3 separate regions of the Mus musculus genome follow, and regions 1 and 2 are each linked to region 3. The links are chromatin loops, found by intact Hi-C in ENCODE. Cell type or tissue: heart. All regions are shown on one strand.

Region 1 (8,000 bases), 320 kb after region 3:
AAGTTGGGAAGACAGAAATGACAAAGAAAGGTCAGAAAAGCTGTAACTGGGTGTTCATTTGCGGGGTTCTCAGTTAACCCTAAAATTTATTCATTATTATTTATGCTAAACATAAGGTGTACCACATGCATTAGTTGTTTTAATATCTTACCAGAGATGGATAAATTATCTTACAAGCCTGATTACATATATTCATTAAGTGATGATATGTACATACATATATTATCACTAAACATAATACATTTCATGGAGATAAAAATTTCTAAGCTGGGAGAATCAAGAGGAAGGAGGTGTTTGGGAGCTACATGTAGCAGAGGAAATGAGTGTATGTATAGGAGACAGAGTATGACGGGGTATGCTAAGTCCCCACATCTACAACTTGCAGAGTCATGACTATACTAGTGTCTCCCAAATCCCCATGTTCTGGACAGAGTAACAGGGACAGACACAGTCATGCCTTAGGGGTTGGTTATAGTGGAGGTTGCTTACAGTCTCACCATTACATAGTTATGACCTACTATTTTGTCAGGACATGGAATTTGATCAAGGGCAACACTGGTAGGATTTTAATGAAATGGGAGAGACATGTAGCCTCAAAAACTGAATATGGCATGTAGGCACCCAAAGAAACAATGCTTCTTCTTGCTTGCATTCTGCTGGAGATTCTGAATCTCCAGATTTACAGAAAGACACTGAATTTATCTTATTAAATATATCAGTGTAAAGAATCACCTGCAAGTAGCTTGTATAACTCATGGTTCTTTTTGATAGCTTGTAGACAAATTACTTAGATCTAGAGTGTCTGTATAAGATATACATATACACACATATACACGTAAATATACATTGATATATGTGTATTTACATATTTCTTCTTTTTAAAATTAATTTGGTTAATTAATTTCAAATAAGCATATAATATCTTCTGGTTACATCACCCCACCATCTCTTATTTTGTCCCCCTTACCAATCCTCCCCTCCTTCTCTATTATATATTTTTATTTTGTTTTTGCTCATGTTCTTTCACCCACTGAGTTTACCCAGGCCACCAAATAGGCATCAGGGTGAAGCTGTGCACTGAAGCACTGGTAACTGATCTGTGGTTATGCCACTCAAGATATTGACTGCCCTTCCACAGGAACTATCAACTGCCATAGTTCTCTACAGAGAGGCCAGGCCTCATGAACACCTCTCCCATTTATGACTGAATGTTGATGGGATCCAAGTTTTTAATCAGTGGAATAGTAATATCCACCTAAGTAGTAAACTAGTACAAAAAATGAATTAAATTGAAACATCTTCAATTCAATATGGATAATAACATGATTTTGATTAGAAATAAAAAGGAAGCAGAGAGGCCTCGTCAGACTCAGAATGTTCTTTCAACCAGAACACCTGGAGGCTAGAGCTCGTGCACAAGAGGAGAGTAAGTGCATGTGGCATGGAGGTCTTGGAGGATGGAGAAGAGAGTACAAGTCCATCTGCAGTCAGTTCCCCAGCAATCTGCTAGTGGTAGATACATTTCGTATGTAGATCTTCTCATGGGAAATTTCCACAATGTTATCAGTCTGGGCAACTCTCCTGCCCAGAGCTTCTGGGTTCACCTAAGGCTTTTAGGTTATAACCCTTCAAGAAATACTGCTTAGTTGGAAGCCAGAGTTCTGAACTGCGTTCCCGGGCAAAACCATACAGCCTCTCTATTTCCTGTTCTTATCTGAAAAAAAATCACAGGCACAGCAAATGTCAGAAGGAATGAGGGTTGCTGAGGCGTAAGAGGGTGGCTCTCTCAGTGTTTCCCAGAATTCTGTGAATTTACTGATGATTATGTACCTTGACCTAATCATTGCTACTAATTCCATGGAATGTGTACATTTTAGTAATAACATATGTATGTATATAATCACTTAATTCAATGAAAATATGTATTTGGTCTTGTCAGATTTTTAATTTATACATGTCTAGTAAGATTAAGTACAAGAGCATTTGTGTTTTTAATAGCCATGGTACACTTCACTTCTGAGATGGCAGCAATAAGTGACAACTTGTTCTTAGGTCTTTCCAGTAATGTGTCAGTGAGTTTCTCTTTGGACATAGGCGACACAGTTTTTGAGGGCTGGGATTTAGATCAAGGGTAGAGTTTTCAGACAATGAATTCAGGAATACCAGAAAGAATGAGAGTTGCTAAGAACTTCTCTCATGTGAAGACATTGTCCAAGGTTTTGGGCGCCTGAAAACATTCTCTCTGTCACAGTGACTTCCAAGTGATCAATCTGGGATGGTAAGGATCTGAAATTAGTTCTACAGCCTCCAGCCTTTCATTCAAATTGGGTCTCCCTAACCCTTCCTCATCCAGCTCAGTTTTCTGGCATTTAAACGCTTACTCCACGCTGTCCCATAGGAAAATGAGACAGAAGGAAATAAAGAAAGCATACATTTAAAGAAGATGAGCACATATCACCTTTCATTGGCGGGAAGAGAGGTTTAATTTACCCTCCTGTTAGCTTTCCATATCCTAACTTCCTTTCATTTCCACTAGGCTCCACCCACTACAGGCTTTGCTAATTTTCAATAGCATCAGAGGCTGGGAATCAACACATGGCCTTTAGGAATATTTAAGATCTAAACCCTAGCAAATCTGCTCCTGTCTTTTTTTTTTTTTTTTATTACCCACTTCCTCAATAAATAAGCTTCCCTTTTCCATTGGTGATATTTTTCTTGATTTTATTCCCCTTTAGTCATCCCCAACCCTGGTGTCCTATAGCAGTTTCCTCCAAGATAAAAGCCTCCCATCTTGGAGGGAATCTCATTAACACACAGGATGCTGAAGTGAGGGTGAAACATCCTATCCTTCCAGTAGACTTCTCAAGCTCAGGAAGTAAACAACCCCCAATAACTTCAAGAAGTCCCTGAAACTGAGCAGACTCTCTAGGGTACCTCCCTCTCTAAGATTATACATGCAGTAAGTACTACTGAGGACACTCTTAGACCAGAACTGCCTGGAAGAAGCGCAGACCTGCTGATCTAACCTGGGAAGGACATTCTCCAAACCACTGAGCTCCCTGAAGGCTGTTCAGTGGATGTCCAACTCCCATGAGCTGTCAACCAGTCTGGGATGTGCTTTTGGTGCTGCAGCTGTATGTGAGTCCTTTACGTCCCTGTAATTCCTTACCCATACCCCTATAAGAACTCCATCACTCAAATTTCTGGGAGTAACCTCAACAGACACATTGTTTCACCAGCTTGGACCATGGTTTCTGGTTTTTTTGTTTGTTTGTTTGTTTTATTTTTGGTCCCTATGTGGGGTGAGAAGTTTGTTTACATCCCCCCCAGAAATAGTGTCACACAACACCTGGTGGTCCTTCTAGAAGTATCCGTAGTAGGAAAAGGCACAGAGTTCTGTGTTGTTAAAAAGCAGGCTACTGTCTAGCTTCAAAGCTAAAAGTTGCCAGGTTTCTTTGTCAATTTTCTGGGTATTTTGCTATAGCCAAAACAGAAGGAAGGATGGAGGAGGAGGAGAAGGAAGAGAGGAAGGAGGAGGGAGAAGAAGAAAAAGAAGAGGAGGAGGCAGTCGTGGCAGAGGTAGAGGAGTGAAAATGCAAAATAAAAATACAGAATGGAAATGACATTGGAGACAAATAATAAATGAGGAGAAAAGGATGATATAAAATCCCAAGGAACATTCTAGAATATAAAGGGCTTCTATGTGAGTGCTAGCTGGGGTGGCAGCGGTCTTCCCTGGCTTCTTTAGAACTTGCTCCATTGCATTCGAACCTAGAAGGCTACAGTATAAATCACACTATGATTGATTCCAGATTCTAGAAAAATAGGCAAGTGGCTGTAACATGGGAGCTTGGAATCTGGGAACCCAGAGAGTTAGGGATCTCCCCATCCATTCTTGGTGCTGGTGTTAGAACACCCCTGAGGAGTGCTGGGAGGAGAATCCAGAGAACATCAGGTTTGTGAGAAAACATCACAGAAGCAGCTGCACCCCAAGTGTGAAAAGACACATGGGCCAAAGCCCGGACTGCAGCCGGCAACACTCGCTCTGCAATTCCAGCTTATGGAGCAGACGTGAGCAAGGGGTCAAACCCTAGGTAGACCCATGGGATCCCAAAGAACAGAACAAGAACATGTAGGGAGCTGCAAGGACTTGAAGAAAGTGTCTGCTGGTAAGTTCACTGAGCATTTGTTCACACGATCACCAATGCTTGAATTCTTCAAGTATGAAGATCTCCCTCTTTAAGCAGCTATGCAAATGGTGGCGATTTCAAGGAAATATGTCAACTTCCTATTGTCAGATGGTGTGTTGTAATGGTTTTCAGTAAAGCTGATAGGGGTCTATTAATCCTTCCATACAATCTTCTCTTATCCCCTTGTTGCCACTGAAGGACATTTGGGAGCCAGCTGCCTGGGGCAGACCCTCTTGGCCAAAAACAAAGCAAGTGGAGATGACAGCTGGGCTCCCATCCCTTCTAGCTAATACTCAATCTTAGACAGTGTCATGGTGATGAGATCTGAGTTATTTGATGGAGTTACAATTAGTCTACTCTTGTATGAAAAGAGACACTCTGAAAGGAACCTGTCAGTCACAAAAGGAAATTTAGGGTAGCTGCACCCCCTGCTGGTAAATTTTATCATTATCAGACTTTAATGTCATAGCCCACAGATACTACGCATGGTTGATAGTATAGTCATGCAAGAATTTGATTCCTCCCAACAGCTCTTACTACCGTTACAGAGCATCACCTAATCCTTCATTAATCTGATATACTATTATTCTTTATATCCATACACCCCCATATCTTTGCTGAATCCTAAGCACTACTAAGAATAAAACTATCCAATATCTTTAGACACCTATATGAATAGTCTTCCATTCTTCAAAAGATAGACAAGTGCCTTCATTTGGTGACTGTCTTCTTTCCCTTCCAAGAAACTCTTTTACTAAAAAAAGCATGAATTCTGGCCTACCATTCTTAGCCTACCTAAGAACAAACACTTCCTTATTCAGTGAGGGGAAAGGGCATCTAAATATAGATGTGCAGGGTAAAATTGATCCTCTCTCACATTTGCATAGACATAAATATTATGACTTAGTAGTCAAAGTCCAATGGGAAGCATCACCCTAGTTTGGTTATGGGAGCAAGTTTTCTCCTCAGGGTCTCCTCCTCTTTGGTTATCCCCTTCTCCTCCAGAATAAGAATAGAATAGCTAGCTGATTCCAGGCAGGAGCCTCTCTCTCTCTCTCTCTCTCTCTCTCTCTCTCTCTCTCTCTCTCTCTCACACACACACACACACACACACACACACACACACACACACACACACACATACACACATCCTCTGTGAACCTTTATATTATTGTTCTCCCAGGTTTTCCCCTGCTCCTCACAAGCAGGATTCTAAGAAACCAGAACTGTACAAACCATGCTTTCTCTCTAGATAAGTAGACTTACTTACTATAGTTAACAGTATTTTATAGACATTATAATAGTTAATAGTATAGTAAAGTTTTAACTAAAACTAGTCTATTTTGGCCTAAAGTTCCTCACACACAAAATGGTCAGCCCTTGGAAATGACTGTAAGCTTTGTGTTACAATGATATTAGAAGCCCTTTGCTACATCCAGCCATATGCTGTTAGTGCATAACTAACTACTGTTAATAACCGAAGTACTCTGTAGCAGTCTAAAATGATAAAACCCAAAAAAAATCAGTGTGTGTATGACTTAGCAATATTAATTTATACAATATAATTTTATATTTGTAATTATTTCTCGCTTCTGTTTTCACCATCCCTTAAATAGAGCATGTTTGTGTCATGTTGGCAGAGACCTGGGAAACCTCATACTTCCCTTCCTCAGCAGCCGTCAGACTGTGACTTGGTTGTCAACTGCTATATGACAATAGTGAAGACCATGGGGCTTACCAGAAATTTCCTAAGGGCAAACCTAAGAAATTACAATAACAAACAATTTTTGTCAGGATGCCAAAGAGTCTAGTGACCTTTGTTCAAGTTTTGCCAATCTGACCTCTTGATCAGCTAGGATGTGGCTTTGCCCTTTAGAGGTGGCAGAGAAACATCTTGGTTTTTCAAAATTCACACTTATTGGTGTCCATGAAGTCATATCCTGTCTGGATAACACTGGCTGAAAATGTGTCTATCTCTATAGGGGCAGGTTTTAAAACAGCAGGTCTTACCAAGAATGCATTCCTAGGTTTTTTGTTTTTGTTTTTGAGGGGTGGGGAGGTATCTTGTTTTGTTGTTGAATAAGGAGAATTTGAGTAGAAGTTTTAGGTTTCAGTCATTTTACCAGAAACTTGCATACAGAGGCTCAAACTGCCAGCCAATAATGTGTATCATGTGGGAAATCCTGAAGACATGAATATTCATGACTTAGCACCAACCCTGGCAGAAAGAAGGAGAATTTAAAGGTAGCTGTGATAGAGGAAATAACGCCCCTTAAAAGTTTCTGGTTTTGCTTCATCTCCTTGCAAGTAGCTAGCCATGAATTCTTTCACTATCAAACCAACAGCTGAGACTTGGCTGATCTCTCTGACCTTTCAGGAAGCAAGAATCAAAGGGTTTTCCAAAGCACTTTAGGATTCTCTACAGAAGCCATTCTCATGGGCAAGAAAGCACAGACCCAGGTCAGTTTGGATGACTGTGCAGTGTTTAGTATTGTTCTACTTGTCAAGATAATTTACTCACTTAGAGAAACTGTGCATATATATTCTCACTATAGAAATCTGCTATTGCTTGGAGCCGTGCCATGCAGCCCATGTCTGCAACAAACACACTGGGGTACTTCATGGTCAATCATATGGTAAAGCATATTCAAACTGTCTTAGTTAGGATTTTATCGCTGTGAACAGACACCATGACCAAGACAACTCTTGCAAGGACAACATTTCATTGGGGCTGGCTTACAGGTTCAGAAGCTCATCATCAAGGAGGGAGCATGGCCACATCCAGGCAGGCATGGTGGATGAGCTGAGAGTTCTACATCTTGTTCCAAAGGCAGCTAGGAGAAGACTGGATTCCAGGCAGCTAGAATGAGAGTCTTAAAGCCCATGCCCACAGTGATGCACTTCCTCCAACAAGGCTATACCTACTCCAACAAGACCATACCCCCCTAATAGTGCCACTCCCTTGGGCCAAGCATATTTAAACCACCACACAAACTGTCATCTAACACGATGCACATATCTTTGGTAAGCCCCATGATCTTCACTATTCCCATTTAGAGGTTGGCCTGACTGCTGATGATGAAGGGAAGCCTGAGATTTTCCAAGTCTCCGAAAACACAAACAGACTCTGTTTAGGTGATGGTGAAAACGCAAAAATCAGCCTGTGAACCATATATCTCAAAATACCAAGTCCAAACAGGAGGTTTGATTGGTATCTTGGTCTCTTTTCCCATTGCTGTGATAAGAAATAATGTAACAAAAGCTCACTGTTTAAGGCAGAGTTCACCACAGTGGGAAGTTGAGGCATCAGGAGCCTGCAGCATCCAGTCCCATTCTGAGTAAAGCAATGAATACCTGCCAGATGCTTGCTTCACTTTCTTCATTTTTGTAGTCCTGGGTCCCAGTGAGGAAGTGGTACCACCCACAGTAGGGAGGCCTTTTCACCTCCAACAATGAAATCAAGATAATCTCCTACATGTATGCCCAGTGGCCCATCTTCCAGGTGATTCTATCATCTTGTCAGCTGATGCTCACCACAAGAGCTAGGATGCTCTGAATGACAGGGGCACACATGCAGGGACTAGCAATGCCCACTGGTACTTGTTTTATTTCACAGCTTCATGTTAACTATGAAAATTTCCTCCTTGTTACTCTATGCAGGAGTTTCAGACGCCTAATCTCACATGATCACCTTTTCTTACACCGAGATGAACCATCACCATCAAAGATTCACCCTGCTTCAGAGGACAGAGGATTTTGAAATGATGTCATATTTCCTAAGGGACTAGGAAGAGTCTTAAGCTCTTTACT
Region 2 (8,000 bases), 620 kb after region 3:
GGAATACAGACATAAATATAATAATATTAATAATAAATTATTATCAATAATATAATTTATAATAATATTTATTTTTTACAACATGGCTCTGGCTGGAATATAGACATCCCCTAAGTACACACCTTTAATCCCAAACAATGTAGATAAGGTTAGTTTGTAGAAGGAAGCAGCCACAAAGTGATATGTAGTTGAGAGGCAGACAAAGTGATGAATCAGATAAAGATTTGACAGAATGAGTCAGAGATAGCATACACTCAACTCTCACAAGAACAGACAGGAAAGGGAGACTATTTAAGAGCAGCATAGGAAGGGAGAGGGGAATTGGAAGTCAGTTCTGTTCAGTCAGTTGAGTTCAGTGCAGTGGAGTTGAGTTAACAAGTTGGGAGTCAGTTCGAATCTGTACAGTTGATTTCAGTCAGTCAGTGAGTGCAGGAAGTAGAGTTGAGTTCATTTGTAAGTTCATCAGTAGAGGTCATTTTAACAGGACAATTCTACAGAGACAGGTTGCAGAGGGAACAAGCCAGACACAGGTGAAGACAGAATGAGACAGAGAGTGAGAAGGAGCCAGAAGATTAGAACAGATTGTTAACTTAGTTTGAGGCCAAGTAGAGCAATTCAGTGAGAAGCTGAGAGAAGCCAGATTGAACCAATCAGCTTGGAGAGGAGTTTGAGCCAGCATTGCTGAATGAGATCAGCCAGTCAGAGTTCAGAGAGAAATAGAAAGGGTGAGTTTATTCTGTAGTAAGCCTCTAAGATGACAATTATGTCTAGCAAATAAAAGTTACTTTTATAGTGAATGGATACTCTAACTATAAAGAAAATCAGAAGGCAAATAAGTAGAGGCTAGGCAGCTTGTGTATACCGTGCAGCAGACTTTTAGCTGTCAGGTACAATGTTTATTAGGAAATATCCATGAAGTTGTGGGCCATTAATTCTGAAGGAAGAGGTGATAGCCGGAAATAGAGACCAAGCTGTTGGTGAAATATTGAATTTTTCAAAATGTTGGATGGAAAGGAAATATGATTGGTGTGATAGAATTTTTCTTTTCCTGCAAAGACATTTTTGAATTCCGAAGTGTTTTTTTTTTTCAAAGAAATAAGCAGCCAGGCATGGTGGCGTACGCCTTTAATCCCAGCACTTGGGAGGCAGAGGCAGTGGATTTCTGAGTCTGAGGCCAGCTTGGACTACAGAGTGAGTTCCAGTACAGCCAGGGCTTATACAGAGAAACTGTGTCTCAAAAACAAAACAAAAAACAAACAAACAGCTGGGCGTGGTGGCTCACGCCTTTAATCCCAGCACTTGGGAGGCAGAGGCAGGCGGATTTCTGAGTTCGAGGCCAGCCTGGTCTACAGAGCGAGTCCCAGGACATCCAGGACTACACAGAGAAACCCTGTCTCGTAAAAAACAAAACAAAACAAAACAAAACAAAACAAAACAAAACAAAAAAAACAACCAACCAACCAAAAATCAAACAACATCTTAACTAGAAACATACACACACATACACACTGACTGTTTACATGAGAGTACACTGTTAAGCTAAATTGTTGTATACATCATCTTTTCAAGGTGATGTACTCATAATGCCTGATATTAATCCTCTTTCTCACCTCTGACATCAAACACAGGAAGAATTCCTATGTATGGAGTATTGACCAGATTCCGTGAGTGCTTTTCATATAGCTATGTACATAAGCCCTAGCTGTGAAGCATTGTCATCCCGCTTCTATGATAAAAGTGGGGCCTACCCATTGGACACGCAAACTTTATATGCCCCAGTACAGGGGAGCGCCAGGGCCAAAAAGGGGGAGTGGGTGGGTAGGGGAGTGGGGGTGGGTGGGTATGGGGGACTTTTGGTATAGCATTGGAAATGTAAATGAGCTAAATACCTAATAAAAAATGGGAAAAAAAAAGTGGGGCCTAAAGGAGCCAGGTAACTTGTTTAAAGTCAGCTCGTAAGTGGTGTTGGTGAGGGCTCTGAAATTTCAGGGTAGGCGATCTAATCCCAGAAGGTACAATTTATACATATTCAATACCTCTTCTGCAATCAAGGTTTAGAAAATTTCAAGCCACCCGAGTCTGCTTTGCTGTGAGGTGAAGAGGCTGAAACAATCTATTCTTCTTCTTCTTTTCCTGAGATTTATCTGAATTCTCTTAACTATCCTTGAAAACCAAAAAGGACAACAAATACTTAAAATGTATAAGATGTGGACATTTAAGGAGGTTTTACAGATGGATGAAGAAGCAGTGGGCAAGAAAACAGACTGGGTAGGGAAGGGTAGCTTCCGTTCTACTTAAACCTACAGCAGTGTAATGCAGGGCCAGTTAATATCTCTGAGCACCAAAGTCATCATTTGTAAAATGAGTGGACACATTGCTTAGTCGTTGTCTGGAACTCGCACATACCAAAGATACACCTACATTAAATGATACCAGGAGAGGCACCGGGTGGTTCCTGGCACATGGGAAGGGCTCAGGGGATGTGAGTCCTTGTAATATTTGCAGAGGCTAGTGGTGGAATTCTAGACTGGGCATGGATCTGCAACTAAATCTCAGATAAGCATCTTAAAACTTGGAGGTTCAATTCTGTTTTTATCAAGGAGAATTAAGTTCCTTGGAAAATGATTTGGGGGAGTTTAATTCCTTTTTTTAAAAAAAATTATTATTTTCTTTATTTACATTTCAAACGTTATCCCTTTTCCTAGTTTCCCCTCCGAAAATTCCCCATCCTCTTCCCCTTCCCCTGCTCCCCAACCCACCCACTTCCACTCCTGCCCCTGGCATTCCCCTATATTGGGGCATAGAGCCTTCACAGGACCAAGGGCCTCTCCTCCCATTGATGACCGACTAGGCCATCCTCTGCTACACATGCAGCTAGAGTACCATGTGTTTTCTTTGGTTGATGGTTTAGTCCCAGGGAGCTCTGGGGGTACTGGTTAGTTCATATTGTTGGTTCTCCTATGGGGCTGCAAACCCCTTCAGCTCCTTGGGTACTTTCTCTAGGTCCTTCATTAGGGACCCAGTGCTCTGTCCAATGGATGACTGTGAGCATCCACTTCTGTATTTGTCAGGCACTGGCAGAGCCTCTCAGCAGTTATATACTATATATATATATATATATATATAGTGCATTGTCACAGTACATGGCTAGCCAGCATTTCTTAGTTGACATATTGGTTACTAGTAACGATTTATTTATTTATTTTGTGCAGTAAAATCTATGTGTAAGAAAACAAAACCAAGTAAAAGCGAGGAAGATGGGACACATACTGAATTTCTATGTCCACATGGAATATTAAGAAATAAAGTAGCATGCGAAAGATGGCCTGGTTCAGTACACAGGTGGATGGTACTTCACTGGATCACTACATCAATGAAGGGAGAGGATGGTTTGAGAAGTGAAAAACGAGTTCTTGATGTGCCACAGGGAGCTTGGAAGCCTTAGTGACTTTTCCTGTTTTGTGGTCCTCACAGGGGATCTTGCCTAGTTTGAAACTGAGTGAGCCCTCCAGCCCCTGCCTCTGGAGCCAGAGCCTATGAAAATTAGGAAGGATCGCCCTCTAGAGGTCACATTAACAGCATCATTGTGAACCCAGGAGGATGTGGGCAAGATGCCAATCTCCTTCATGAGGACCTTGCAACTGAAAGCAACTTGCTAATTTGAGAGGCCACGAATTCAAGGTTTGCAAAGGGTGGAAGGCTTTACCACGTGGGGCTAATTAGCACAATTTAGGTAATTAGACAATCCAGTTTGCCTCCCTTCTGAGGCTTTCTCATCACACTAATTGAATAAAGCAGTGGATCTTTAATGACAAATCCCTTTCATAAGCAGGAAATTAAAAATCACTAAACAAAAGAAACAACAGTTAATTAGCAAGAGGTGGCACATTTCTTCGACTCTGTCATGGCGACAAGAGTAACTATTTAAACATCATCTTTATAATTCGGTTCATTTGTCAAGACTAGAATGTATGGAAATATCAGGGCCACTAAATTTTGCTTAGATTTCTACCTTATACTATTTGTCCAGGAATGTGCTACAATTAATAAACTATATGACTAAAGGTGTGAAAGATAAGTCTAGAGGGATTTAGACAGAGACCTGTATCTTTTTGAAGATTTAATAAACATTTGCGAAGAAGGCCTAACTAAGCAGGGTAAACACAACATCCAAATCTAAACAAAATGTCTTCGCTCAAAATAGCTCTCATTATGAAACACACATACACATCAAAGATACATATCCACTTTGACCAGACAGATTCTAGTGTATTCATGTTAGCATTTATGGCACAAGCTACAGACACTCGCTTTTAGAGTCATATGATTTACGTCCATAATAGCAAGCTTCTGGTGATGCTGTTCTGTCGTCTCTAAGGCTAAACAAAGCCCTAACAACTTAGAAATGGGTACATGGTAGGACTCTGTAGGCAATAACACTCAGTTCTCTGTTACTATTAGCATGTGGGAAAACTGCATTCAAAAGGAGAAAAAAAAAAACCCCACATTTGTTTTAAGATGCCATACTTCTGAATGGTTTTTTTTTTTTTTTTTTTTTTTTTTTTTTTTTGGTAAGTCGTTCAAAGTGAGCTGAAGATGAATTGCTGATTGAGCCCTGGCTGCAATTCTTCCCAGACCATAAATTCTCCCAGTCAGGCACAAAATCAGTAAACAAGACTTATAGCATCGGGGAAGTGCAAAGCAGAGAGCTTCAAGGCAGGATGTGGAATTGACTTGTAAGATGAAGCCCTTAGATACAGACCTACACGACCAGAAAAAAAAAAAAAAAGTCTTTTTTTGACAAAGCACAGAAACATTGGGCTACTGATTTAACCTGAACAAGATGTATGGAAAAGTCTTATCGAGGATCCTGGCCAGAGATTATTCTTTTGAGGACTAGATTTTCCTGCAACTTAAATAGCATGTCAGTAAATATTACCTACTTTATATTCCCTAAGGGTTGTATTAATAAAGGAAGGTATCATTTAAAAATGTTTTGAAAATGTCTCTGTCTAAAGTGTCTAAGTGTCTAAAGGACACTGAAAATGATTACTAGCCTGAACTGATAAACGTGTGTGTGTGTGTGTTCTGCTCTCTGTCTATCTCTCTGTATTGAGTGTAGAACATGTACAAAGGAGTGTGCTCATTTGTGCAGAGGCATGGGGTTAAGGTAGGGCCATATTTTCCTTCTCCTTCCTTCCTTCTTTGTTTTTTAAATACAAGGTCTCTTTGAACTTGCAGCTGATCTCAGTTCAGCTGGCTTGGGTGGCCAATGAGACTCAGAGATTTGCCTTCTTCACATCCTCAGTGGGGGGAGAGGCATACACCCAGCTTTTGTTTCTTACATTGAGGGCTGGGGATTGAAATTCTTATGTTTGCACAGCAGACATTTTTACCAACTGAGCTGCCTTCCTGCACCATGGAAATATTACCTCTTGGCAATAAAATTACTTAGCATTTAACAAGCAGTTAAAATTTAAAAAAAAAAAAAAGTCTTGGGGGAAGGATTGAGGAACCTGGAGGGGATAGGGACTCTACCAGACCAACAGTGTTAACTAACCTGGACCCTTGGGGCCCCCAGAGACTGAACCACCAGCCAAAGAAAAATCATGGGCTGGACCTAGGCCTCCTGCACATATGTGGCAGATGTGCTGCTTGGTCTTTATGTGGGTCCCCCAACAACTGGAGCAGGGGCTGTCCCTTAATCCTGTTTATCTAGCTGGGCCACCTTGTCTGGCCTCAGTGGGAGAGAATGTTCCTAGTCCTGCAGTGATTTGATGTGCCAGAGTGGAGCAATACCCAAGGAGGGGCCTCTTTTTCTCAGAGGAAGAGGGGGCAAAGAGGGAGAAAGACTGTGTGTTAGGGAGGTAGGGTGGGGGGGGGCTGTGATTGGGTTGTAAAGTGAATAAATAAATAAGTAAATTAATGAAAAAAATTTACAAATAGTATAGTCTGTTGTATTTGACATGGTCCCCTTTCTAGACAGAAAAGATAGTTGTTGCAGACCTACTTACTGAGGTTGTAAAAGGTCTGGGGCACATTTTGTGATAAATGAATAATGAAACACAGAGAGTCCTTTGTGCACCATGCTGTATGTTGTTCTTCACCTTCAACAAACCCAACTAACCTAGATAGCATCTGTGAAACTGATTGACCAAATAACCAATGGCTTAAGGGAGAGCGAGCGATGCTGTACGTGTGCCCTGTAAGTACAGCAACAGCCACACACATTCTTATGGCTAGAATGTCTGTCATTGTAGGGAAGGGTCTGCAGCAGTTGAGCAAGACTTTTGCTCACAAGGCAAAGCTCAAGTTAGACAGCATTTAAATTCCTTGGCACTCCTGTGGAGCCCAGTGACCCTACTGTCTGCATGATGTTTTCATTCTGATGAGCTTTGGATGGCAGATCTCTTTCTTATGGTTATGGTTGGGGGACTTTCAGGAGAGCAACCGGATAACTTTGGATATAAGATGGATATTGTAGGGAAGTTTGAAGAATGAAAGCAGGCTCGAGGATAGATTCATAATTCAGCACCAGTCTCAGAAGAGCTCCTCAGGTCTCTGGAGCAAGTGGAAGAGGTTTGCTCACTCACTGCTCACCCTGTGAGAGGCACCAAGACAACACATGTAAACTTGGTGACATTTGGTCTGCCTAGCAGCTAACTGTTTTTATACATATAGATAATATCTTACCAATAAGATATAAAGCAATGCATGTGACAATTTTATATTAAATTACATTTCTAATGTTACAAATTATACATTATACATAAATAATTATAAATAAATATTATAGAAAACATATTGCATAACCAAATATATATTACAAGGACTATAAATAGAGTTTTGATTATACTCAAATATTTTTATAAAATCATAAGTAGATTTAATATACAATTATATTAAAGTGTGTGATTTGATTTTTAGTGCAATGAAAAAAAGAAAAATGTTTCAAACTTTCTGTGAGTACTGCAGAGCCTGTTTGAGAGAGAGAGAGAGAGAGAGAGAAAGCCAAGTCAATTCCAGAAAACTTTAACTTTGAAATTGAAGAGGATTGGTAGGAGTGACATCTATGGACTGTTCTTACTAATTTTACTTTTTAAAGGAAGGAATGTCCACCTTCTATTCCTGCCACTTAGGGACATTGCGACAACAGATATGCTATGACTATGATATTAATATAAAAATGAGGATGAAAAGAAACACTGTGCTTGACAGTTCAGGGAGTATCTACCCCTAAGCAATGATTATCTTAAGGCAAGTGGAGGCCAAAGGGACTGTTGCTGCCCTTTTCTGCAGGTACTGAGTCTAGGAGTACTGTGAGGTACTAGAGGATCAGTATCGCTTAGGCTCCTGAAAGCTGGGCACAATCTGAAGGCTCCATTTTCATGGGGATGCTGTAGTTGTCAGTCAACCGGCCATTTCTTATCATGGCAGCAACAACTTATCATGAATTGTTAAGCTGTTCCAGAGAACTTCAAACCACAGACACCAGAGAAGACTTCAGGAAATCTCTGTGGCTGTAGCAGCCACCTGTGTAGCTAAGGCTTTGTTTCTTTGACAGCGTTGGCCTTGGGGCCACCTGCTTCAGTTTTCTTGCAGGAACAAAGGTTTCATTTTGCTCACAGTGCAGAGCAGCTTGAGATGACCTCAGGATAACTATGTGCAGCACTCCAGATGAGCCTGGATCTCCTTAGAGCAGTCTCCAGAAGGTGTTGGAGAAGCACCTTCCTGACCCATAATGGCTCCTATATACAGGTGACTGACTGGCATATAGTAAGTGGTGGTGTATTTCATCTTGGGTTATTTGGGGAAACTTCCTTTCCTGACTGCTATTTGGTTATGCTTCCCAACATGTTGCAAATTAGATCACAATAAAGTCTCTTGTGAATGTTTTTTATTGCCTGTTTCTGATCTTTATTTAAAGAAGACCAGTGGGTGATTTTTTTTTTTTTTGGTTGCCAGCCCCGTGCACACCAAGCAGTAGCATTTACTGCCCT
Region 3 (8,000 bases):
AAAAAAATAGAATCCGAGTCATCTCTGGCACTGGGTGGAGACATGACTCTCTGCACTGCCCTAAGTGTCCGAAAGTTACTTTCTAGTAGAGAACTCTCAAAGGACAGAGACAACATTCCCTCCCACCCCCAACACACAGCAAGAGTTAATTCAAAAGGGTCAGTTGATCATATAAACCGGAAAACATGCCTCAGGAAAACTCTTCCAGACACTAGAAGATACAGTATATAGCCTCTTAAGCTATATAGTGTCACATAGTGTCATTGTAATGGTCTCATTAGCCAGTCACCTGTGAGAGTTTTCCTCAGTAGCCACTCTCATTATTCTGTAATAATCCCTGTCTGTCTTCTACATGAAGCCCTGTATTTCTTCTAAGTTCATTTGACAGAGATCACAAGGGTAGGGGATGATTGCAGGCCAGAGCGAGATTGCTATAACATTGAGTTTGTTTTGTATTGTTTCTGGTCTCTATAGGTCTGCCCCACTTTGAAAACAAGAGCCGGAGTCCCCAGGCCTGTGACAAAAGTCTTCCCAGCATTCATTCTGAAGCTAGAAAGAAACGCCTTTGAGATGAGAGACAGTATGGTTTAATGCTGCGGTCTGAGCAGGGAAGGCCTCCAACAGTGGGGTGGAGAAGGCAGCTAGCTGCCCCAGCAACCCCAGCCTCTGCTCAGTCACATCTCAACCCACCTGAGAAACAAAACCCTCTTGCTGAGTCTGGCCAGAGAGGTAGAACCTGTGTCTTGTGTAACAGACACATTATCAAAGCTAACAGAGACTGTTTCCAGAGGGCATGTGAGAAGAATCTAGTTGTCTAAAGCAGTAGGTTTAGTAAAATGTTGATTTTTAATTTGTTGAATCCCGTTAGTAGTTAAGGCTGGCCTGGAACTCATCTTCCTGGTTCACTGTTTCTGTTTTTCTTTAATTTTATTTTTTTTGTTTCGTTTTGTTTTGCTTTAACTTCAGTTTCAGTTAATCGCAAGAATAACAGACCATACCCAGCAGTGCCAGTGTCGTTAGCTTGACATCTCCATGAGTAAGCTTCACAAAAGTATCTCGGAAACACCATGGAGTCAGTTACATCCATGTAACACAAGACAACAAGCATGGTGAACAACCCCCCCCCCCTCCCCGCCCCAGCATGTGCAAAATGCCACAGCCCACCTAGAATCTGTTGCAGGTTTCTTTAAGTAAGCGTTCTTCTTAGTCTTTGGCGATTTCGCTGGCAAACTCAGTGAAACCTGAGTTCTGGTCTAGGACAGTTTGCAAAACTTTAACCTACGTGGCTGACGGAGAATTCAATCCCCGGTAGCGTCTGGTGACCTCGCTGAATTCCTACCCACACCTATCTTGCCTATCTTTGGGTACAGGACCTCCGTTCACTTAGGTGGAATGATTACCTGTCTCTAATTTCATTATGATCCCATCTGTATGCTCCCGGTGCCATGCCTTCTGGTGACATGACAAGTGATGATGACTACAGAGATGACTAGAAAGTATAACAAACGGTGGGCAGGTCTTCCTTCTCTTTGCCTCCCTCCCTGCTCTTCGCTGTATAACAGTGGTTCTTAATCTGTGGTTGGAGACCCTGTAGACAAAGTGCTATCTCCAAAAATATTTACATTATGATTTGTAACAGCATCCAAAGTACAGTTACAAAGTAGCAATGAGAATAATTGTATGGTTGGGGGAATCGCCACAACATGAGGATCTATAGTAAAGGGTCACAGCATTAGGAAGGTTTAAAACCACACTGCCCTCGAACCTCCCAGTCTGCTAGGGATGAAAAGTTGAATTCCTAGTCTACTTCCACTTGCTTGATATTGGCTGAACTCAGAGAGAGGCAAAAGGAAGCAGTTTGGGTGTAAAAACCGGCCTGTGACACTTCCCTTCAGCTTTCAAGCTGCTAAACCCTGTACATAGATGGATAGAGCCACACAGGGAACAAATGTAACTACAGTATATATAAAATAGCCTGCAAGCAAAAACAGCCACATTTTTCATAAGGAATATACTTTCAACACACTTCTAAGTAAACAGTCTTTGAACTCAAGTTGTTAGGCTATATTTATTTTAAGTCTTTTTTTTTTTAAACCACTGAAATGCAGCAATGGGTTGGAACATGCGGAAAAATCAGCATTTTCCATAGTTCCATATGAAATTGCTTAAAATGTTGGATCCATCTCTACACAACTTTTCATGATCCTAGAATAAACTTTATACATGGGTAAGAGGAACGTGCGGACTACAGGCTGTTGAGGAGAGCACTGGACTAAGTTCATCCAGTGCTTACCCAGAGTGCTGGCTCTTTGACCAATGCCTTATCCACATTGTCTAGGCAATCATAAGAATCGCAGGGAACAGGGTGGTGGTGGTATGTGCCTTTGAGGCAGAGGCAGGCAGACCTCACTGAGTTTGAGGCCACCTTGGTCTATGGAGCAAGTTTCAGGGCAGTGAGGGCTACACAGAGAAACCCTTTCTTAACTCCCTCTCCCCCCCAAAACCCCACAAGTGTAAGGGAATTAAGGGAATTATTGAGTTATAAAGACAGTGATTATTTGGCACTGGAGAAAGATAGTCATTTATTACACTTTATTATGTATTATTATATATCCCCTGCCTTTTCTCACTCTATTTTTCTTTTTTTGAGCCCGAAAGGTTCTACACCAAAAGTAGAAGCTCAAACCTCTAAGCGTACATAAGTTCTGTTACTTTGCATATTATGGATGCATATTTTACTATATGCATATAAAAAACGGAAAACATTATTCTCAACGTCTTAGGTAGTCACAAGAGAATGTATTTTATAGTTCTGGTTAAGAAAGGTACAAACAAGAGCTATTTTTATAGCTTCGAATACCCAAGATACAATTCACAGACCACATGAAGCTCAAGAAGAAGGAAGACCAAAGTGTGGGTACTTCAGTCCTTCTTAGAAAGGGGAACAAAATACTCACGGGAGCAAATATGGAGACAAAGTGTAGAGTAGAGACTGTAGGAAAGGCCACCCAGAGACTGTCCCACCTGGGGATTCATCCCATATACAGTCACCAAACCCAGACACTATTGTGGATGCCAAGAAATGCTCGCTGAAAGGAGCCTGATATGGCTGTCTCCTGAGAGGCCTTATAAATACAGAGGTGGATGCTTGCATCCAACCATTGGACTGAGCACAGGGTCCCCAAAGGAGGAGTTAAGAGAAAGGACTGAAGGAGCTGAAGGGGTTAGCAACCCCATAGGAAGAACAACAATATCAACCAACCAGACCCCATAGAGCTCCCAGGAACTAAGCCATCAACAAAGGAGTACACAAGGCTCCAGCTGCACATGTAGCAGAGGATGGCCTTGTTGGTCATCACTGGGAGGAGAGGCCCTTGGTCCTGTGAAGGCTCAATGTCCTAGTGTAGGGGAATGGAGAGCGGGGAGGCAGGAGTGGGTAGGTGGAGGAACACCCTCATAGAAGCAGGGGGAGGAGGGATGGGATAGAGGGTTTTCTGGAGGTGGGGGGAAACGGGATAACATTTGAAATGTAAATAAATATAAAAAAATCAAAATATCGAAAAAAGAAGAAAAGGGGGGGGGGTTATTTTTTCTTTTTTAGTTCTGGCCTGATCCTGACCACAAGATGGTGCTCCAGGCCTACAGCACAACTTAGGATGTCACAAACCTAGCGGGGACCACTGTCTTCCTCTTTGGAAAGAGAGGATGTGTGAGTACACAGCCTATGATTATGTCACATGGCTTTTCCAGGCCCCACACAGCTTTACTACTCTAGGGAAGTGTCTGCCTGAGCTAGCCCACTTCGGGCTTCCCCTCAGGATGCTCTCATTAGGAATCTGATGTGTGCATACTTCAACTTCATTGCTGATGCCGCGATGTGAGTGTTGGGCTCTTCATTCCCCCTTTCACTAGGGAAAGGGGAAACTGCACGGATGCTGAAAATAAAAAAACATTAAAGATTTTTTTTTTAATTTACTCTTCTACTGGAAAGTCCACTCAGACACATTGAGCTCTCTAGACCTGCATTCTGATGTCTGCTGTTTCCAGTCCCTTCCAGCTATCCTGTAAAGACTTACAACTCTTGTAGTTGAAGACCTGAGATCCATGGCTCTTGACATTGGGTATGGGACACACAAAGTCCATTGCTCTCAGCAGAACAGTGAGGATGGCTTGATTTATTCTCATCTTGCAAACTAAGAACACCCTCCTTCCCCTGTCCACACCAGAAGAAGATTCATGCCATCAAAAGCTTTAGGCCAGGAGTGGTCCTGTAAGTCTGTCATCACAGACAGCACCCAGGAGGTGTCGGATCTGAGTTCAAGGCTAGCTTCGGCAATACAAGTTGGAGGCCTGCCAACTCTGGAAGACGCCGATGTACTCACTCTCTATTTCTTACCCCTCTCCCCCAAAGTCGTTATCACAGATCACAAACTGATTTTGGTGAATCAAGTCCCAGCACTCAGATGAGAAATGCTGAGGCCAGAAGTTCACAAGTTCAAAGCCAGCCTGGGCTATACAGTAAGACCCTATTTCAAAAGAACAACAAAAAGTAAGTTAAACAACTCACAGCACAGGCACAAACTTCTGAAAAGGGAATGCTCAATTGGTGGAGATTGCATTTACCACTAACTCTTGTGTATTCAGCTGCCTGCCATTCACTAACAATACAAAACTAATGAGTTAAGAAGAATGTTGGGCTGGAGAGATGGCTCAGCGGTTAAGAGCACTGACTGCTCTTCCAGAGGTCCTGAGTTCAAATCCCAGCAACCACATGGTAGCTCACAATCATCTGTAGTGAGATATGATGCCCTCTTCTGGTGTGTCTGAAGACATCTACAGTGTACTTATATATAATAAAGAAATAAATCTCTAAAAGAAAAGAAAAGAAGAGAAAAATGTCCTTGGAGAAAAAAGTAATGGAGAAAACGAAAAACTATAGACCTAACTGTCCCTGGCATTGAGGAAAGACCTGCATGACTTGATTATTCATAGAGTAACTTTTTGCCAGAGTCATGGTATATTAAAGTTGCAAAATGTTCTAATAAGTTTGATTCATTCTCATTCTTTCTCTGCAGACAAGAGGAGGTCATCTGCAGAGGGAGAAAAGGTTACTTTAAAACCTGAGAGTAGCTTGCTGAAGATACATCACAAAGGCCTGGAGACATTCACAGTGACCTACAGCTGATGAGACAAAGGTGGGGAATGCTCAGCTGACCACACCAACACTGATGGACTGAGTACATAGAGATGCTTATGGGGAGCCTGATGGGTGGCCGTGGGGACTCAGTTCTTGGCTCTAAGACAGTTGTCGCATCCTGGAAGGGCTGTTCCTCAGCCTGTCACATTCTTAGCTTAGAGCTGGGCTCACTGACTCCAGCTGGAGGCTGGACTGCTAAAAGTTCACTTCTATTTTGCCACATGATATTCGGTTAATTAAGTGTTAATCAACAGTTTTGTGGGTATAATGGAGAAATGCGATTTCAATTTAGCAAGCTTTTCATTTAGATCACATCTGTATCTTTCCTCAAGACTCAAGAGAGAAGGGGAAAGTGGTTGGTTTGGCAAATGCTGGAGGGGATGTGGGTTGTTGGGACTGCAGATTGACCCAGTCACTCTGGAAATCAGTGTGGAGAATTCTCAAAATGTTAAAAATAAATCTGCCATCCGACCTAGTTATACCATTCCTGGGCATCTGTCCAAAGGCTCAACATCTTACTCCACAGATACTTGCTCAGCCATGTTCACCACTGCTCTGCTCACAGCAGCTATGAAGTGAAGTCCATGGCCTTCATGCAATGAATGGACAGTAAAGATGTGCTACATACACACTATGCCCTTTATGGATACCTCTCAGCTGGAAGAAGATGAGCTCATGGACAGGTAACTGCATATAAATGGGTGGAACTAGAAAATCATATTGAACGAGGAAGCCCAGACCCAGGGAGACACATACTGCATGTTCCCTGTCATCGGAGCCTCCCAGCTCAACTATTGAGGTGTGAATATAGAACCTGGAGTAACTGTACAAACCAGGAAAGTAAAATGGGGGAAGGGGGGACTGAGAACAGGAAAAATTGGGGTGGGGATAGTTAGGAAGAGGGGAGGGAGATAAATACAGAAGGGGAAGAGTAAAATAACCATAAGGATGTCTGAGAGTTATGAGGAATCAAAGTGTTATCTAGCAACCTAATACCTATAATACATGTGAGCTGCATATACATACATACATACATACATATATACGTAAATGTGCACTTTTATTTATTTTTGAGTCAGAGTTTCTCTATGTAGTTCTAGCTGTCCTGGAATTCTCTCTGCTGGCCTCAAACTCAGAGATTCACTTGCATCTGCCTGGCAAGTACTGGGATTAATGGTCTGTGCCACTTTACCCAGCCACCTATATAAATACAATGTTCTCACGCAGGCATACCTTGGCAGTAACCAACAGCTCTCTAATTGAAATTAAGACTCACTTAACAAGAGGGAAGCCGTGCCTGGTACTGGGAACCTAGCCAACTACCTAGGGGTAGTGAAGTTGTAGATCTTGAAAAACCTACTACTGCTACTTTAGTAAACCATCATGATCCCCAACTATACTCTAAATATTACCCCAATACCCACAGATAAGTGGAGACCTCACACCTCATCAAGGAAACATCTTTTTGCAGCAGGAGCCCACTACAGAAAACTACAACTAAAAATAAATAAGTAAATAAATAAATAAATAAATAAATAAATAAATAAATAAATAAATTGCAGAGCTGTGAAACCCAGTCCCAACTGATACATCTACAACACAAATCCTGCATCTAAGACTCCATGAAGACTGTGGAAGACAGGGCCAATTAAGAGCCAGAGGTACAAGAAGTTTGCTAAGATAGTGTGTCTCCTGGAGATGAGGATTAAACACCATAGCTGCCTAAACATGACCTGAACAAGGAAAGCACCAACAGACATGCTAATGTAGAAGGAGGAAAGCTAATAAGCTCTCAACCCCAGACAAAGAACTACAGGCAACTGAGGAAGCCTGAGAGAGGGAGAAAGTCTTCCCCAAGGAAGAGCACGTTATCCAATAGCAAACAGTGAGTCTCAAAAAATACATAAAAGAAACATTATATACACCAAACATGTTGTGCTTACATATGTAGGAACACACACACACACACACACACACACACACACACACACACACACACACACACACTAGCACTTAAAGAAAACTTAAAGAAGAAGAGACCACAAATCTGAAAGAGAGCAAGGAGGGAGAGTGGCACATGGGTGGACTTAAAGGGAGGAAAGGGAAGGAGCAAATGACATAATTATAACATCAAAAAAATTAAAAATCCTTTTAAGAGTGCAGTAGTTTGGGAGTCTTCAGGGAGGGCTTTGTTCGCTGGAGATGTAATTGTTGAGTGCCTGCCTAGTACACACAAAGCCCCAGGAGCACACGAACTAATCATGGTGACCCATGGTTGTAATCCCAGCACTTGTGAGGGAGAGGCAATAGGCTCAGACGGTCAAGGTTATCCTTAGCTACACAGAGCTTGAGATCCTGTGTGAAAAAGAACAGCAATGGCTACCCACTCTGTGGCACCTTCAAGTAGATTCTCAGTAGGCAGAGAACACATTTCAACATTCACAGGAAACTTAAGAACACGACTATCACCAGATCTCCTCTCTCCCACAGGTCACCACTGATGGGTCCTGGAAGGGAATGTTTGGTGCCCTGTTGACGCATGGAGCCACTGTAGTTCTTCAGACTCCTTCCATATGAAGCTCAGAAGTCACTCAGTTCTTCATTTTCAGAAAAAAACAAAACAAAAACAGCTACAATATCAAAAAGCCCAAAGTGACAGGCATAAGGGATACTCCTTGAATTCTATTGTAAAGTTCTGGATGATTGGAATTTTTTTCCAGGTCACCTGTCATTATTTACTTCATGGGACAAACACTTGATAGGCCAGTAAGACATCAGAGCATCTAGCATATCTGGGTCAGTG

The links. Hi-C counts contacts between places; a loop is a spot of excess contacts. Peaks named below come from ENCODE experiments on the same cell type or tissue, not always from the same donor. Only the 100,000 strongest peaks of a DNase experiment are listed, where the experiment ranks them.
Region 1: it touches region 3 in a loop (6-fold over the local background); 29 of 42 quality-filtered maps call a loop at or near these places.
Region 2: it touches region 3 in a loop (5-fold over the local background); 3 of 42 quality-filtered maps call a loop at or near these places.

The regions. Positions count from the first base shown.
Region 1 is chr1:80,101,886-80,109,885 of GRCm38, forward strand. No RefSeq gene overlaps it. Among named protein-coding and RNA genes, the nearest start is that of Gm23934, 30 kb to the right of the region's middle. In heart, a CTCF peak has its summit at 4,628 (motif pointing left); no DNase peak of the experiment used is centred here.
Region 2 is chr1:80,405,155-80,413,154 of GRCm38, forward strand. No RefSeq gene overlaps it. Among named protein-coding and RNA genes, the nearest start is that of Gm38673, 19 kb to the right of the region's middle. In heart, a CTCF peak has its summit at 3,566 (motif pointing left); no DNase peak of the experiment used is centred here.
Region 3 is chr1:79,783,046-79,791,045 of GRCm38, forward strand. It overlaps Gm39666 (a long non-coding RNA gene), which reads left to right and starts at 5,206. Exons shown (of 3, transcript XR_865569.3): 1 at 5,206-5,237; 2 at 5,724-5,880; 3 at 7,688-8,000. In heart, a CTCF peak has its summit at 3,646 (motif pointing right); no DNase peak of the experiment used is centred here.